Linked DNA regions of Mus musculus: region 2 is linked to region 1. Evidence: chromatin loops called from intact Hi-C (ENCODE). Cell type or tissue: left cerebral cortex. All regions are shown on one strand. Each heading gives the region's core, and the rest is flanking DNA. Links, peaks and the distances in the headings are about the cores only. Region 1 overlaps Sh3gl2 (SH3-domain GRB2-like 2). Region 2 holds the start of Saxo1 (stabilizer of axonemal microtubules 1).

What was found. Hi-C counts contacts between places; a loop is a spot of excess contacts. Peaks named below come from ENCODE experiments on the same cell type or tissue, not always from the same donor. Only the 100,000 strongest peaks of a DNase experiment are listed, where the experiment ranks them.
Region 2: it touches region 1 in a loop (3-fold over the local background); 8 of 42 quality-filtered maps call a loop at or near these places.

Annotation. Positions count from the first base shown.
Region 1 is chr4:85,386,124-85,395,538 of GRCm38, forward strand. Sh3gl2 (SH3-domain GRB2-like 2) reads left to right here. Exons shown (of 9, transcript NM_019535.2): 9 at 1,431-3,257. The coding sequence ends at 1,630. Among named protein-coding and RNA genes, the nearest start is that of Sh3gl2, 190 kb to the left of the region's middle. In left cerebral cortex, for the core only: a CTCF peak has its summit at 5,933 (motif pointing left); DNase peaks (open chromatin) are centred at 3,260 and 5,849; H3K27ac peaks cover 665 bases.
Region 2 is chr4:86,549,314-86,558,728 of GRCm38, forward strand. Saxo1 (stabilizer of axonemal microtubules 1) reads right to left here and starts at 8,990. Exons shown (of 4, transcript NM_001081096.1): 1 at 8,662-8,990. The coding sequence starts at 8,702. It overlaps Saxo1os (stabilizer of axonemal microtubules 1, opposite strand), which reads left to right and starts at 9,131. Exons shown (of 2, transcript NR_131920.1): 1 at 9,131-9,415. In left cerebral cortex, for the core only: a CTCF peak has its summit at 5,936 (motif pointing left); a DNase peak (open chromatin) is centred at 5,928.

The sequences.
Region 1 (9,415 bases), core at 2,955-7,954:
ATTCTTGTGGTAATTATAACGAAGTTCATCAGGCTTATCTTCCTGACAAAGCTGGGAGAAGGAAAAGCAGTGCTTAGGAGTTTAACTACAGACATGGCCAAATCCATCCATGTTAGTACTTTTACATAGCTTCCCATTCGAAATAGTGTAATTAGTAATATAGACAGTACTCTAAAGTCTTAGAATCACAGATCAGTTCTCATTCTTCAAATTTAGTAATTCCAGATTCGTGAAAACTGCTGTAATAAGGGAAAACAGGACACAGAACAGTGGGCCCTGGCTTTGCCCTGTGTGACTGGCTCAAAGAAAAAGCATTCTATTTGCTTCTTAACCCCAAATTAGAGCTAACAGTACAATTTTCATTAAATGGTTATGTCTATTTAACAACAAATTTTTAGAAAATCATAATCTATATTTGGTGAATTGGTGTGTAATATGCACAGATGAGTATGCTGTAAGATCCACAGCATAAGAATAATGTAATACATGCTGCATAATTTAATAAAGAGTGGACTTTGCCCTCAAGGTATCTATTTAAAATGAGCAAACATATTAATATAACATGCACATAAATATGAACATAGAAAAGTGTCTGTGGACCTCATACTAATGAGATGTCTTAAAAAGGGAAACAGTATAATTTATTTATTTTTATTTAGAGAGGTTACCAAATGAAAAATGAACTGTATGTCTTGTTTGTGGGCAAGGAGAAGTGCAGTTATCAATAATTTATGTGGCAAGTGTGACCTTCAGGTCCACTGCCCTTGGGGCCCCAGTGGGCAACAGTGGACGCTCTGATCTGTGGACAGAGATTCAGATGCCCCCTTCTTCATTCCATGACAGCATTTTACAGAGCTTTCTACTGCAGTGAACCAATCACTGAAGATCCAGGAAAAACGGGATAAGCTGCAGATTTTTACAACCCATGCCCAATGTCAGATGGGTTCCCACTTCTTTAAGCAAGACAGTTTTACAGTTGGAAATGCGCCAGGAGAAAACTTGGGTCTCATTTGTATGTGGGCATTTGAGAATGATCGTGGCAATGGGGAAACTGAAGTAGGGGTACACACCAATATTCCTCTGGGGAAAATATAGGTTTTGTCAATTGAGAACATCCAGCCATGTCAGAGCTGGGGAAGAGCGGCCCCAAGGGCCTCCCTCCCTTTGGGTCTAGGATAACAAAGATGGAATTTAGATTTTAGTAAGTAATAATTCAGGACTATCAAAGGGGAGGTGTTAGCTATGTGTAAGTTTGAGAGTGGCCCAGCCATTGCGCTATTTGAGGCATATTAAAATAGAAGGCTGTGTATATGTGATTTTCATTCGAGAATCCGGAGGAACCATAGCCGCCACTGGGGTGATCAGAGCGGATCAACCTTCTACCGCAACCTGCTGTGACCTTTTACGTTCTCTCTGTCTCTGATTCTCAGGTGTCCAAATGGATCAGCCCTGCTGCCGAGCTCTGTATGACTTTGAACCTGAAAATGAAGGGGAATTGGGTTTTAAAGAGGGCGATATCATCACACTCACTAATCAGATTGACGAGAACTGGTATGAGGGGATGCTTCATGGCCAGTCTGGCTTTTTCCCCATCAACTATGTAGAAATTCTGGTTGCTCTGCCCCATTAGGATCCTGTGCTGGCTGGCTCACCTCCTTCTGACCCAGATAGTTAAGTTTAACCACTGCTTTGGTAATGCTGCTTCCAATACATCACGAATGCAGGCCGCAGTGGATGAGTCACCAAGCCCACACGTGCCCTGGGTTGACCCGTGTGCTCCTCCAGGAGACGCGGTGATAGATGGTATCTTCCAAGGCCAGTGGGCCTGGTACATGCTTTAAAACACCATCTGAGACTAGCCAGGAGTCCCAGAACTGGCTTCACAGTTCTCAGGAGGCTGTGGTTCCTGGTAACATGCCTGTGAACCACATGGCAGAAAAACTCTCCTCACTGAAGATATTGTCTCTCACCCAGGGGCCATCTCAAGGTCTCCAGTTCTCCATTTACAGAGGAGAAAGTCCTTTTTGTTGCACTTTCCCTTCCTAAATATGTGAGTCACAGAATTGTTGGCAAAAACATCCCCTCACCAGCAAGATGTCTGCTGGTTTAAGCAACTTGGTCTCTTGATGCCATTAGCAAAAGTATTAATTGTCCAAAGCACCTTTGTTCACTAATATCTATCTATCTATCTATCTATCTATCTATCTATCTATCTATCTATCTATCTATCTATCATCTATCTACCTACCTATCTACCTATCATCTATCTATCTATCATCTATTATCTATCTATCTATCTATCTATCTATCTATCTATCTATCTATCCATCTATCTATCCATCATCTATCTACCTACCTATCTACTATCCATCTATCTATCTATCCATCATCTATCTACCTACCTATCTACTATCCATCCATTTATCTATCTATCTATCTATCTATCTATCTATCTATCTCCCTCATACTTCTGAGACATGGCCAGTTTTCTTCCCTCCCTGCTGTTAAGCACTTGGCAGATGAGGGGGGGGGTCCCATTTATTTCTGAGTGAGATGGTGAGCAATCTGTATGTTGGCTGAAAAGAAAAAAAAATCTCCAGTCTGAATTGGGAAGAAATCTGGTCTCTAAGCTCAGATTCCTTGCTGTACAGAAGCTGTGTATATACGTAGCCCGTTTCTGAAGGGTACAGGAAGGGGGCACGGCTGTCTTCCCTTCTCTGTTTACTTACCCAGGAATCAGTCCATTCCCTGAGTCCCTTTACCACAAAGACGTAGGAGAGAAACACTAGTAAGCATTTCCCACTCCATAGAACAAGACAGTGAGCATCGCTCCTTCCCACGTTTACTTGTTTGTGTTCCTTGAACATCATTTGTGCATATTCTGCCCTCAATGAGGACCAAATAAAGATGATTTTTGTGCTTAGCAGTTTAAGGTATGTGGCTGCATATGCAAACCCCTTTTCCACTCCAGTCATTACTTTGAACGCCTCCCTTCCTCATTTTGTGTGTACAGTGCTGTGTACGCTGATCAGTGTTGGGTTTTCGTTTTGTTCTCCTTTCAGTTATGGAAGTCCCGATAGGCACCCAGAGTTCTATTTATCTAGCTGTACAGGCTCCTTCAGAGGTTTAGCGTGCTGCTTCCGATATGCCACTTGCGGTAGTGGATCGTGTGGAGTGAAAGGCAAATCTTCCTGCTTAATGTATAAACTCACCACGGGAAGCACTGCTGTTTCCAATAAACATTGCTGAAGACGAAACAGAGGCTTCTGCTTCTTCCTTTTTGCCAGTTCTCTGGGCTGACAGTGGGTGGGCTGAGATTCTCTGGATCTCCATTGCCTTTGGATGGAGCCAATCCAGACCTGGTCCCAACCTCATCTCCAGCTTGGGGCATGTGGGGCAAGTTCCAGAAACAAGTGGTGAGTTAGTTTAGTAGGCACTTGCATCACTAATTCCAGGATGAAGAAGAACTTGGGGGGAGAGAGTAAGTCCAGGCAGCTGGCTCCTTGAAGTCATGTGATTTAAGAAACAGTGCTGTTGGCAGGAGAACACAGTGCCAAATAGAGAAAATGAAATAAGTTGGCCGGGCTTATGGCTATTTTGTTTTTAATTTTTCTTTATTTTTAATTTCATCCATCTATAGAGTGAAATATCATCTCTACCTCCTAGTTCCTCCATTAATTCCTCCAATGCCCCCCCCATACACCTTTCAACGAATTTCAAGTCTTTAAGTCCAGTTAGTGCTGTCTGCATGTCCTTGTGTCCCTGGGTGTGGCACCATGCACTAGAGCATGGGAAACCCACCAGGGGTCACACCTTCAGAGAAGGAAGGATTCTACTGTCTCCAGAAACTCTCCACTGCTAATAGTTCCTCAGTAAGAAGTGGGGTGTGGAGGCAGCAGGGATATAAAGAGTAAATACCCTCCTAATTTTACAAGAGAAAAGTGGGGACTATAGCATGTGTCCAACTACTGCCCCCCAAAAGATGTAAGTTCTTTTTGCAATAACCTTTAAAAATCATTTCATGGTGAGGCTAATCATATAAAATACAATTTACCACACATAGAAGAAGAGAAAGAAAATAATTCAAACAACAGACCAAAAACAAACAGACAGAAAACAAACAAAAACAGACCAAAAACAAACAAACAGACCAAAAAACAAACAAACAAAAACCTAGGCCAACAGGGAAGGGGTGCATGGCCTACACAGAGCAGGAGGTCAGGAGTTGTGTGCACTCCCAACAACGTTTTAGCCAAACAATCCCTTTAGCTTTAAGAGGTGCATTCATAGGGATGGTACTTAATATTTTCGAAATCCAAAAGGAAACTAACAGCAAGACTCTGCACCAGAGGGTACTCTCAATGTGAGCCAGTGTCAAACGAGCTTCTCCATATGATGAGAAAACAAAACACATTATTTTGTTATCTTCCAATCACATTTCTCCTTGTGATTACACACCAACTAAAGCTTTCAGAAGGCTAGGGGAAATGCAGGCATGTTTTAAAGACCTGAGAGTCCCACTTTCGTCCCTCTCTGGCAGGTGCTTCAGGGTATCCAGGGGAGTCCAAGTCAGTCTGTCAGTCACTGTTCTGCCTAGTTTTATGTCAAGGACTCAGGCTAGAGTCATTTGGGAAAAAGAAACATCAAATAAGAAAATGCCTCCAAAAGATTGGCCTGTAAGCCTGCTTGTGAACATTTTCTTAATTAGTGATAGATTTGGTAGGGCCCAGCCTGTAGTAGGTGGTATCTCCCCTAACAGGTGGTCTTGGGATATACAAGACAGCAGGCTGAGCAAGCCAGTAAATGGCACTTTTACTGTATCAGTTCCTGCCCTAATTTCCTTGGTGATGATGAACAGTGGGCTATAAGACTAAATGAACCCTTTCTTCCCCAAGTAGACTTTTGGTTCTGGTGTTGATCCCGGCAACAGAAAACCTTACTAAGACAAACATTGTGGCAGTTTCCCAAGAGACTCCCCACTTGAGGTAAGTTTGGGAAGCAGTACACTATGTCCGAGTATCTTAAGTCAGCAGACTGCTATTCACAGGCATTTTCTTAACCATTTTGCTCTGACTTCTCAAAACAGTTATGTCTATAGATTGATTCAGTATGATTTTACAAATGTATTTCCACCCTCACCTGCAATGATACCACAGACTTGTACTAAGACTCCATCTGCCTGGATTCCCCCATCTTGCAGTCATTAGTTGATGTTCTCCTGGTCACTCCATGTCTTGTGATGGAACCAGAGAAAGAATGTCTACTGCAGGGCCATGCTTCCACTACAGGGTTCCCTGTCAGAACTCTTCCTTGTTTGGACTGATGCAGCCCACAGTTCAAATTAAGAGTCCCAAGGATATAAGCTGCCAGGGTAAAAGCAGAGATCATAAGCTCTTCTCAATCTTCTTGTATTCTCACAACAGACTTCTGACTCTGTCACCTGCTGGCAGGCCAGGATCTGCAGGTTTTACAGGTATCCCATCCCACTCCATCCAGACTCAATGCCTGTGGTCTACAAAGCCACACTCTAAGTGAACCTGGTTTATCCTAGGAAATTGTTTGGTGATTCAAGGAAAGCTAGCATGAGTTGTCAAACAAGGGGGAAAGAAGGAACCAGTTTCCTTTCACCTTGTCATACAACTGTTTCCAATGGAATAACAGAGAGAAGCATTGTGGAGTTATAGGTCAGTCCTAGACATCAGAAGTCACAGCCTTGTCTCTTATAGGGACATCAGAGATCTGAACTTATGTGGGAACCAGCAAGGGCAGGAGGAGGGTAGCCCATGAATTTGATGAAAGCTGAGGCAGACTGACTCTATACTCAGGCACCAAATTTGCAGTGCTACCTTCTTGCATCATTCGGCCTTTACATTCCTCCCACACTCTTGTTTTTTTCCTGAGTAGTTTTATGGGGCCTAGATTGCCCTCTGGTGGCCAAAATACACACATTAATTAACCCATTTTTTAAAATCTTGATAAATCTAATAATTTTGTGGGATATTTTGGCAGTAGCAGAGCTTAAGATCTCCCTTCTCCTTATGTGCTACCCAAGATGTTACTCCTTTAATTGGTTGTTCTCAGTAGGTCTTAGTGTCAGACTGATATCCAGTGAAATGTAATCTGCAGAAAGAAAACCCAAGTCTTTTTGCTCTTCTAATGAAGAGCCAGCATTGTGGACTCGTCGGAGTAATCATTCAGCATTCGCAGTCACTGTGAATGAACTGCCTTGTGCTCTGTGTCCTTTGCTACCTGGACCGCAGATGAAAAGCAGTTAACCTGGAGCTGTCACCCTCAAGAAATTTCATCTTCTGGGACAATCGTAAAAGTTACATTCAGCATCTATCTTGGTTGCTTTTCTACTTCTATGACAAAGTACCATGACCAAGGCAACTTAGAGAAGAGTTTATCGGGACTTACAGTTACGGAGGCCGAGTCCATGACCATCACAGTGGGGAACATGGTGACAGGCAGGCATGGTGCTGGTGCAGTAACCGAGAGCTTACACCCTTAGCAGCAAGTAGGAGGCAGAGAGAGTGAGAGTTAACAGGAAAATGGCACGAGCTTTTGAAACCCCAAAGCTCATCCCAGTGATACAGATCCTCCAAGGTCTTACTTCCTATTCTTTTTCAAACAGTTCCACCAACTGAGTATTCAAACATGGGGGCCATTCTCCTTCAAACCAGCACAGCATAAGCAGTATTCTTAGAAGGGATCATTTGAAAGGTATTTTATGGAGGTATAATTATATACAATGAGTTTATACGTGTGTGCAGTCAGCCCTTCCTGCTCTCTCTGTCTTCAGGATACCTGAGACTGCTGAGTATTGCTGTAAAGTACAAAATTTGAGGCAATTTCGTTAAATGGATAAATAATACTGGCACAAACAGTCATCCATCTGGAGAAATACCCTACTATGTTCTCCTCCATGAATCATGCTTTCCTGAGGAACTCTGTGCAGTATAGCACCAACATCTTCCCCTGTCTACTGCAGACTATGCCTGTAGTAGGTAGGGCAGCCTCCAGGTTCTTGAATATAAGTCACAAGAGAGCTCTCCCCATGCTCACAAGCATTTTCCAGTTCACACTAGAGTTCTCATATTCAGCCTCAGTTCAATGCTTTTGAGACCCGCTGCCACTTACCTTCCCCCAGTTTCGGCTAGTCTGACCAAACTCTTCCTTCAGTGTGAAGATGCTCTCCCAGAGAACTTGCTGTATCTCTCTGCTCCAGCTGTGCTAATGCATGATACTTTATCACCATGCATGGGGCAATGAGCTATGCACAAACAGCTTGGTCTCCAGTCCAGTTAAGAGGTGGAATCCCGGTGGACTCAATGGGTGGTGGTAGTTTTCACCTACATGGGACCTCATGTCTCCTGGACCCCTGTCTCCTGTCGAAGTTACTGCCCCCCACAGCCCCCACAGGAGAAGTGTGTGGCTAGCAGTCACATATACAATGTCCCAAGCTTCTGGCCTTCTGGCTAGACTCCTCCCAGTCACCTAGCAACAGCAAGATAACAAGACCACTATAAGAGGGGCTGCTTGGCCCCACCTCACTCCCTCCCTCTTACTCTTAAGCTTTTACTTTCCTTACTGTCTAAGCTCTCTCTCTCTCTAAGCTTTTACCTCTCTCTCTCTCTCTCTCTCTCTCTCTCTCTCTAAGCCTTCACTTTTGTCACTCTCTAACTCTCTTCCTCTATTTCCCTTCCCCCCTTTTCTCATCTTGGCCATGGCCAGTCTCTCTCTCTCTTTCTTTCTCTCTCTTTCTACCCTTTCTCTTTCCCTTTGCCTTTCTACAATAAAGCTCTAAAATCATAGACTGTCTCTGTTCATCAAGGCCCAACGTGGTTGGACGATGGGCTAGGCTTTCTTCTAACGAGCTGCTTCTAACCTCCCACCAGAAGGCCTTCCTGTGCTCCAGCCACAGACGGGACTAACGACTCTCGCCTGTGTGGGAATCTCTCTCCCTCTGTTCTCTTTATCTCAGAAGCCTGGTGCTGCCTCGGGGCCCCTATTCTGTTCTTAGCTCCTCTGCTGTATCCGGCATGGGATGCCAGAGACTGAGAACCTGGTACAGGGGCTTCCCCTTGTCCACCCCCTGCCATGTGGGGTCAGTGGCTTCACAGAGCCAGATGCCCACCTGGAGCTGTGTGGAAAGCTTTCGGCAGTCCTCCCATGTCCACCTGCCCAGAGTACCGGAACTCTGACCTGACGTGGGCACTCTCTCTCATGCCCCTCTTCCCCTACACCCACAGCCCAACAACCATGGAGGCAGAGAGAGGTATCACCTGCCGACCAGTGTCTCAATCCAGGGGTGGCTGGCTTTTCCCAGGGAAGGATTTTCCCCTCTTGTCTCTAATGGGCTGATTCAGTAGAATCCAATACTGCAGATAGCCTAAGGGGAGTTTGAAGTGATATCCATACATACTCCCCACCACACCGCACAGCTTCCATTCAATTCATTTCTGCCCTCCTTGCCCCAGCCTTAGTAATTCTTGTTATGTGGACACCTAGTCAGCTCCATCACAATTTCCCGTGCTTCTGTATATAAGAACTCTGTTTATCTTACAGGTTTATCTCCATTGCTGGTTCTGAGGGTCTTAAAGGCTTCCCTGGAGGCTCCCTATTTTCACAGCGTATGTTGCTTTGACATATAGTCATGATTTTGTTTTCAGGAGGTTCAAGCCCATTACTAGACAAAGTCAGTGCCACACTCTTTATAACTGTCATTGCTGAGTCCCATGTCTATTTACCTTCTACCTGCATCTAACCCAAGCCCCATGGGGAAAAATTACTAATTATGATTCTTTGTTTCTCAGTGACCCCCCCTGGATTGCTAGCCTTAAGTTCGCCTAACTTTGGGAGCTATGTGTAATCTGTATCCAACTTCAATTCAGAGCACATGATTCTCTGGACCATTTCTAGTTTTTGTAGTATGATATGCCAAAAGACGGCACCTAATGAAAGGGCTACCATATAGGCAGATTGTTCTGAGATAGTGAACCCAGAAAGCAGGTCACCGGTACAGTCGTTTACCAGTACATCATTTGTAACAGTACATCATTCGGGGCAGTTGATTCAAGGCACATAATTGAAGTGTTCAACCTTGATAGCTGCTGCTTGATCCTGTTGGAGTCTCCTGGGACCTCTTCACATGTGAAGGAAAGGAAAGGACTCCTGTATCTCCACTTCTGAGTTTCTCATGGCTGAGTGGAGGTGAGAACCGCAGTCTTAGCCCAAGGCAAGACATTGTTTACCTGTGTCCATACAACCCAGTGCAAGATCCAAGGGGAGTTTGAAGTGATATCCATACATACTCCCCACCACACCACACAGCTTCCACTCAATCCATTTCTGCCCTCCTTGCCCCAGCCTTAGCAATTCTTGTTATGTTTAGGGATGTTCATCTGGTGCAACA
Region 2 (9,415 bases), core at 3,019-8,018, 1.2 Mb after region 1:
CAGACATTTTTGGTTGTCATAATCAGATGGATGTCACTAGCATCTAATAACAGGTATATGTGGCTAAGCATCCTGCAAAACTAGCTGCACAAGACAGGCCCCAAGGACAGAAATGTCCATGTGTGTCACAGATGAGAACTTCTGTTCGAGCCTTTCATCTGCTTATGTGGTATAAAATTAGGCATAAATTCTTTTCATGGAAGTTTATATTTTAACTGCCTCTTATCTGATGCCCTTCTTTCGATGAATTCCCACGGTGTTAATCTTGTGGTAGAAAAGGGTCCACCTCCCTCTACAGAAGCCAGTGAGCTGCTTATGCATGAGATGTCAGCATGTGACCAAGACTGGGCCAAGTTCAAGTCCCCCTCTGTACATTGTAGCATACACGTGATATATATATATTATATATATGGGCTGCCCATGTAGCTCAGCAGATAGAAATGCTTACGGCCAAGCTTGGCAACTAGGCTTCAAGCCTCAGAATCCACGTGGTGGAAGGAGAGAACAGATTCCAGCAAGTTGCCCTCTGACATGTACACATACACACACACACACACACACACACACACACACACACTAGCAATAAGCCCTGTTGCCTCACACCTGAGATACTCTTCCAAGAAGGCCAATAACCATCAGTCAGTGCTCTTTGGGTCCACGTGTTCAGTAAGCTGAGAGTCCATCTGATTATTCTCTATCCAACCAGTCTTTCACTATCTAGAGAGTTATCTTAGCAAAGCCAAGTGATTCCTCTTCTGATTGTTTCCCAACTCACGGTCTTGTACAGAGAGCATCTCTGACACTGGCTGGAATTATAGAACCCTAGGCCTTTGAGAGCTCCACTAACTGGGCCATGGGAAGGACCCTGGATGCCAGCAGAGCTGTGTCAGAGGCTGACCAAAGCAGGCCTCTTCTCTTTGGAATGGAGAAACAGGATACTAATGTAATTTATGTCTTCAGTGATATAAAATGGGGTACTGTGAAGCTGAAGCACCCACAGATGCTGATGTGTGGAGAAAATCTGAGTGCATTATGAAAGCAAGCCAGATATGCCCAAAAGTCCTCAGGGCCCATGAAAGACACATGTGCTAGCTAATCACTCAGGAGTTTACTGAAAAATCAGAAAAATCTCTTCCCAGCTCTGTAACACAGTTCGCCTTTTCTTCTCTCCCCTCTAAGGTTACCATCAGAGACTCGAGAAGTCTTCAGGCACCTTCAGAGACAGGAGACAGAGATTCAGAGCCTAAACAGTCACTATCATAGAGCGCTATCTGAAGATCGCTTTGGGTTTTTGAACCAGAGTCTCTCTATGATGCTCAGGCTAACCTTAAACTCATTAACCTCCAGCTTCTGCCCCACTCAAACGCCACCAGCAGGCTCAGCAAGATGAACAAGTCTCTCTTTCACTACCATAAATAAAACCCCAGGGTCTTTTCATTTTTTAACCATTTATTTTATTTAATGTGCATTGATGTTCTGCCTGCATGTATGACTTCATGAGGGTGTCAGATACCATGGAGCTGGAGGTCCAGGCAGATGTGAGCTGCCATGTGGGTGCTAGAAATTGAACTCAAGGTCTCTGGAAGAGCAGCCAATGCTCTTAACCACTAAGCCATCTCTCCAACCCCAAAAGTGGAGCCAGCAAAATGTTTCAGTGGGTAAAAGCACCCGCTGCCAAAGCTGAGGACCTGAGTTTAAACCTCAGATCCTACGTGGTGGGAGGAGAGAGAACCGGCGCTTTCAAGTTATCCTCTGCATGCACACACAGTAATAAAGGGTGATCTGATTTCATATAATGTCAGGGCATAGGAAAGAAAAAAAGACAACGGAGCCCAAGGATGCTGAGGGCTCTGAACAGACTGGTAAGGCTCACAGTTCACCGCGCTCTGCTCACCATCACCTGGTTCTTTCTCTCCGCCCCGGCTGCTCTCTGACTTAAATCAGCATTAAAGGCTGCAGTGCTCCGCTGATTCTTTGCTTTGCGGGTTGGATTTCTGTCCAGGGGTGTAGGTAAACTTTATGTGGGGAACTGAGCGGAACGGCGTCATACTTACAAGACAAAAGTGGCAGTTGCAGGGAAGATGGTGACTTTTAAAAATAATCATCCAGTAAGGGGTAACATTTCTGAGATTAAGTAATTGACCAGCACACACCGAAACTGGATTCATTTCTGACATGACAAATTCAGTTTGTTAATACAGAATGAGGGGCTTTCGGATGCCTGCAAATAAACATTTCTCTGATGCTTGTTCCCGTCAGTCTGCACATGGGAAGTATAGTGGCTGCTGGGCTCCTGTGCAGGAAGCCCCTGGGGGTGCACTGGCAGCCCCGGAAGGCGCAGAGGGCCTGCCCATGAGTAAACAGTGAACAACCCTTGTAAACCAGGCAGGCAAGATAGCTCAGCAGGCAAAGGTGCTTGTCAAACAAACCTGAGTTCCTAAGTTCAATACCCGAAGCCTCATAAGGATGGAAGGAGAGAACCAACTCCAGGAAACTGTCCCCGCTCCTAGATGTACACACAATAGTTTTTAGTTCTGTTAAACCTTTGTAAACCACTCCAGTCTGCCAAGTATCACCCAGCCCCCAACCATTTAACTACACTCCCTTCTGGTTTAACTTCTTCATTTCCGGCCAGTTAATAAGGCCTACTCTCTTCTGAAGAATACACAATCTTTTAAGAACAAAGGTGGAATTTTCCTCTCCAGAGGCTTCATCACCCGACTACAGACTGGCACCTTTATCTTCATTTATTTGGTAACACTTGTTAGTTTCATCTTCCCTAAGGGCTCTCTTCTTATTTTATAATGGTTCCACCCTCATGACAACCCTATGATGAAGACCCTACTCCTGTGTCCATTTTACAGATGAGAACACAGTGAGGCACAGAGAAGTACAGACATCACTGTAAAGTGGTCCATGGGGCACAACTAGGCTGTGTTGAGGATGGAATTTGAACTCGTGGCCTGGTCCAGCCCCTGTGCTTCTGTAAGCTCTGCTGCTCCCATAGGAGGTCATCACTCCACACGTCCATTCTTAGCCTACATGATAGAGTAGATTGTTTTAACTGACGCTATCTGAATTAGTACAAAGCTGTGTTCTATGCCCTCAATGTCTGTAATTTGACTGATTATACACAGATTATACACATACCTAATATGAAAAGTATATGTGAACAACTAACAGTTAATCCTGGTATCTAAAAGTCCATTTTAAAGTGCCTATAAAGTAGCCTCCCATGAAAAGTTCAGAAAACACACAAAGCAAGTATGTGAACGTGGAAGATGCCCGCCCTCCTGGCCTTCTCCAAAGGCATCAGCAAGTATGCGTACAATGATTTTCCCAACTCTTTCTTCCCTTTTCCCCCTAATCAGAATTTATGAAGTCAATTTTATTTAGATTAAAAACAAGAATTCTTCTTGAAACGTGTAACATCCAACCAAGTCCCCTTTCCTCCCACTTTCTCTTAATTTGTAACAGAGACTCTAAGAAAATAAAATCTAAGGTTAAGGAAATTTCCATCAATGTGAAGAAAATATTTTCCAAAATTAAAATAACAAGTTCCTCCCTGGTTCACATAACTGATTTAAGTTGCAGATACACAACTGCCCTGGAGGTCACCTTCCTCTGTCCACACACTTCCAGAAACAGCCAAAGCCACAGCCTCCCAAGCAATGGCTGGTCCTCTCTTCTTTATGAGATGCTGTGCATGACCAATGCTACATAAATACTCCATGATATATCCCCAGCCTCATCCTGGAATTTCCTGAAAGTTTTACAAAGTCCTTTAAATGGTGCACAGTAAGCCATAAAAAAAAAAATCAGATATAAAAGTAAGCTACGTCAATCCTTTCTTTAACATCTACATTTCTTATCAAATTTTATAAAAAGTAGAGGTACTAACATTTAATTTCTGGAGGAAGATTTGCTGTTTCTATTGCTTTACTAAAAAGCTTTTAGAATTTGCTATATTGTTCTCCGTCAGATAATACTTCTCACTCAGACAGGTGCCTTCTTGTAATCAATAGACAAAGATGGCTCAGTGTGGATACTGTTCAGCAGTAGGGCTGTCGCCTAGGATGTGTGAGGCCCTGAGTGTGGTCCACAGCACTAACAAAAATTAAGATAGTGTATGTTGGGCACTGAAGTGAGCATAAACTGCTTGTAGAGGGTTCAGTTCTAGCATCCAACATATAATGCCAGCTCTGGGGGAATCTCATGCCCCTGGCTTCCAAGCGCACCTGAACTAACTTGCGTGTGTGCATGGGAGTATGCAAACACACACACATGTGCACAGGCATGAAGAAGACTATCTTTTTTATAAATTTGTTTCTATAAATGTTTGAGTGTCCATGTACCATGTGTGTCCTTGGTGCTGGCAGAAGTCAAAGCACGGTGTTGCCTCCGTCCCCTAGAAGAGGAGTCACAGATGCCCGAGAGCTGCCATGTGGGTGCTGGGATCCTTGCAAGGACAGCGAGTCCTTGTAATCACTGATCCATCTCTTCCCAACCCTTAGGTCTTTTATTTATATTTTTACTTTTATGTGTGCATGTATTGGTTCACATATGCGCCACAGCCCCATGGCACATGTGTGGAGATCAAAGCACTTGTGAGAGTCTGTTCTCTCCTTCCAGCACGTGGGATCCAGGATTGATGGCAAGCACCTTTACCTGCTGAGCCATCTTGACTGCCCTAGAGGTGTATTGTTAAGCCTGGCATAATGGTGCTTGCCTGTAATCCCATCAATAAGAAAGATAAGGCAGCACTAACAAAAATTTACACTCAAGTTTATGGCCAGCCTGGGCTACATATGGAGACCCAGTAGTTGGAAAGGAGAGGAAAAAAGAGTGGGCCTGTATTATTTGAAATTACACCAGACTGAATTACAGCATCTAGCAATGTCTGATATGCTGTTAAAGGTGGAGACAGTTTGACTGACCTACTCTATGCCCAAGCTAAACAAAATGGATCCTTCTAGACTTAATCTCTGCTTCTGTCCCCTTACCTGTGAGATGAGCGAGCTGAAGGTGTACTCGTGTCTGCAGCTCTGAACGCAGAAGAACGCCTGACTGTCTACACTATCAGAGCCCTGCTAATTTAGCTTCAATTCCCAGCACCAAATTGAAAAGGGACAACTAAAGAAGCTGAAAAGCTCCCCCAGGGAGAACAGGCTCAGATGGGCCCATCAAACCTCCTTACTAAAGCCATGTTTCCCATGCTGACAATCATTCCGATGATGGGGAAAGAAATTGCTCTGAATTTTCTGAAAAATCACAGTACAATGTGGTAGAAGACTGTAGAACTTCCAAGGTGGGGATTTCTTCAGGCAACACTGGGGGGTTTCAGACACAATTGGAAACACTATCTCCTCTTGTGGGGTTACAGAGAGAGAGAGAGAGAGAGAGAGAGAGAGAGAGAGAGAGAGAGAGAAGCTGCAGCTATATAGAAATAATTAACATTTGGGTTTAAAAACTGTTGACTTTTTCCATCTTTCTGCAACTTATATTTATAAGCTTGCTTTTCCTTATTTGGTATTGATCATATTTTAAAAATTATAATATTCTATTGTAGTGTGCCAGTTGCCAGCCTTTGCTTCAGGGAAGGTGTAGAATGTGTTTTAAAGATGCAGGGACCTGTGTCTGGTTTCCTTAACCCAGTGAAGCTTGCTAACAAGGTTTATGAGTGGTTAGAATCTTTGGTGGTACGGTATTTGAAACACTTTCATTCTATGTTCAGCTCCTTAAGGAATAACACCTTCCTCGGCTATGCTGAGCCCGAAACACTAACTAATTGCTCATTTTAGAAAACTTAAAGTAAACCTATTTTTAAAAAAAATAAAAAAATAAAAATAAAATTCAAGTAAACTTCTGAACCCCAAAGGATTTGTTAGACCAGCTGACGCGTCTATGAGGATTGACTGAGAAAACACTGCCATCTGGTGGTCAAACTTAAGAACTTGCTCTTTAGCAGCTAGTTCCCAGCAGAAAGACTGTTTTGTTTTTCAATTTTTTTTTCTTTTATTGGATATTTTCTTTATTTACATTTCAAATGTTATCCCCTTTCCAGGTCTCTCCCCCATCCCATCCCTCCTCCCCTGCCTCTATGAGGGTGCTCCCCCACCTACCCACTCACTCCCGCTTTCCAGTCCTGGCATTCCCCTACACTGGGGCATCAAACTCCCACAGGACCAAGGGCTGCTCTTCCCACTGATGTCCAAAAATAGAGGCCTTCCCCCACTGATGAGTATCATGTACTACAGGTGAGATCATATTTAAGGAGCTAGCCATGGTGACACATGCCTACAATCCTGGCAGCAGCAGGGCTGAAGCAGGAGAATCATGAGTTGAAGGCTAACCTGGACTACATAACAAAACTCAAAAGCCAAAGAAACGCTGGGAATAGTAATATGGGCCTCTAATCCCAGGACTTGGGAAATGGAAACAGAAGAAACAGAAGTTCCCAGTTATACACAGTGTGTCCCAGGCCAGGCTGATCCGGGGTCTTTTGGAAGAGCAGACAATGCTCTTAGCTACTAAAATAGTTCTCCAGCCCTCAAGTGGCTGGAGGAAGTTGGGGAAGCCCTCAATTGTAATTCACTGAAGTAAAATGGCATCATGTGGCAAGCACTGGAGACAGCACCACTCCAGATTGTATGTCCCTAACGGACTCCACAGATCCCACCACCATCCTACAAAGGTGTGTTCTGACTACTCAACAGGTCAGTATCACAAAGCATACAAAAACAGAGCTTGGCTGTTCCAGAGCACACCATCACTAGATATGAAGCTGGCATACACATAGCTAAAAGACCATAGGAAGTGGGGTCCTACCTCTGTACTAGGTGGGGTCTATAGGACTGAGCCAGACGGGAGTCTTATAACATGAGCAAGATCTTAAAAGGTTAGGAGGCAGAAGAAGGTAGACGCATTTTCAAAAAGGGGAAAAAAGCAAGACAAAGGAACCATGAGTGGAGACCAAAAAGTTTGCTTTGAACTCTGAGATGCCCCATCAAAATCACAGGAAAAAAAAAAAAACTAAAATAGACTAAGCAGGCAGGAGGGAAGACTGACCAACATGAGAGTCAGACCCAAGGCACGTGACAGAACCGTAAAGTAGACACAGGAGGGGGAGGCAAGGAAGGCATGCCAGAAAGACTTTATATCCAGTGGAAGGAGCAACTTTGCAGGGTGGGGGAAAAAGAGAATCTGAGGACATCAGATAGGAATGGAGGTGTCATCTGACTCTACGTTCCTCACCCCTGATGAGTCCCCGTCTTCCTAGACTACATACTGTGCAAAGATGGGACTCAAAGACTTCAACCCCACTCTTCTGAGAGCAGAGATGGAGCCAGGAGTGATGCAAAAGGCCCCACAAGGAAGCAAAGTCTTAGAAAAAAAAAACAAACTGAATGTTCGGTAGTATGAAAAATTAGCCCTGGACACTGGCTGGTCCCACCTGACAAACCTCGAAAACAAGAGCCACACTTGTAGGTAGCAGAGCTCAGAATTCTGGGAAATGGCAGTATCTATCTGGAGTCTGCTGATGGGACTGTCCTTAGAGATTGCTCATGAACAGCTGGAGCAATGACACCTATTTTAAAGTTCCCAGTCCACTCTAATGAGCACTGATTCCTGAGAATTCAAAGTCTTCTGTTTTCAGAGTGTCCTCTTAACCTATTCTCCCAAATACAATAATTTTGTTATTTCATGTAACATATGTAGCTGTAAAATCCTTTGCAGATCTTAGGGTATTAACAGAATAGATAGAATCCATGTGCATAGACATACACCCTATCCCTTCACTTGTAATAGTCCTGTGAGGAGAGTATTCCTAGGGAAATTTGAATGGGGAGACGTTCGGTTCCTAGCCCAGATCCCACATTTAGTGACAACCCCAGAGGGCTAGTCCCCGAGGCCACTCCTTTCACTTGGTCTTAGCCAGAAGCCTGGGAAGCAAGTTTATGTACTGCCCCTTCTGCTATCCCCTGGCTGGCACAGCCCTGCAGTTCCCTAGCTGTCCTGGCAAAGCAGCCAGAAGGACCATCTCAGAGACCGCAGCCCAACGTTCCTCTCCAAAACCCTGCCTTCACTGTGCTTTGCACCATCATGGCCCTGAAGACAAGGGGCAGAAAGGCATCCTGCCCAAAAACTACAGCGAACTCGCCCCTGGATTAGCTATTTATTTCAACACTGCAACAGTTGGTGCCCGTGCACTATGGCTCCCAAAGTACCAATTTCTGTAAGTGAGAAACTCACCCACACAAAAGAACTATTGTTCTAACAATTGCAACAGAAGAAACAAGACCGGCCCCAGCCTGTCCAGGGTTTCCATCATGTCTTAACAGCATGTAGACAAGGCTGGGCCCAGCCCACTCTCAAAGTGCCTGAATCTCTACCCTGCAGAAAACACACACGCGCACACACACACACACACACACACACACACACACACACTACCTGATCAGCGCTGATTCGACATGTGTGCATCAAATATTAGTCAACAATGTTGCAGTTTAAAACCCGAATCCAGTGCGATGCTGCCTAGCGAAGCAGCGGGATGAAGAAGACACATCCTGTCTTCGTTCCAGGAAAGGGGCTTGGCACCCTAGGGAGTGTGAAAATCAGGCTCCCCTCCCCAGATTGCCCTTGGGAGGACTACCTTACCCGCAGGAGCACAGGTTGCAGATGCAAGTCCTCTTCCCCATCCTTCACCTCGGACTTTCCACTAAGGCAATCGCCTAGAGGATCCCAGCTGCCTGGGACAACGATCACACTTCTTCGGTGCCTTGACCGATGCTGTTTTGCTCAGAAGGAAACTTAGGTGGCCCTTTTGCAAAATTCTGTAGTCTATTCCTTTCCTGAGGCTGGCCTTGGGCAAACAGGCAGCACTTAGCACAGACAGCAAGCCAGGCCGGCTCACGTCTGTAAGCTGCTGCCACTGCGGCCAGTGGGAAGCACCCACCTGCCAGCACAGCCTGGCCCCTGCAAGCCACAGGGCCCAGGACTGAGTCCTCTATGACCTTCAAAGTCACAGAGGAGGGCATCTTGAGGTGGCAATGACATCATAAGGGCCTCCTGTGAGGTCAGACTTCACCTAGTATCTCACCTGGCAGACCCAAGACAGGGACTCTCCCACTGGAACTTGGAAGGAAGATGGAAGATACCTTGGAGGGCTTTAGGAAGCCTCCGAGTCCCAGAGTTAACCAACAGCACGGTCACATAATGCAAAGACAATGAAAAGTATCTTGTCGGGTGGCACTTTCCATCCCTAGGACACATTGTCCGTCTGGAGGAAATGCATGCCCGGACCTCCAGAATATTGACCCTGAATTCCATCTCCAGATCTTCCTGGAAAATCTATACCTGGCTGCCTGCATCTTGGAATTGCTTTCAACCACAGGCCTCTGCTTTTGAGAAC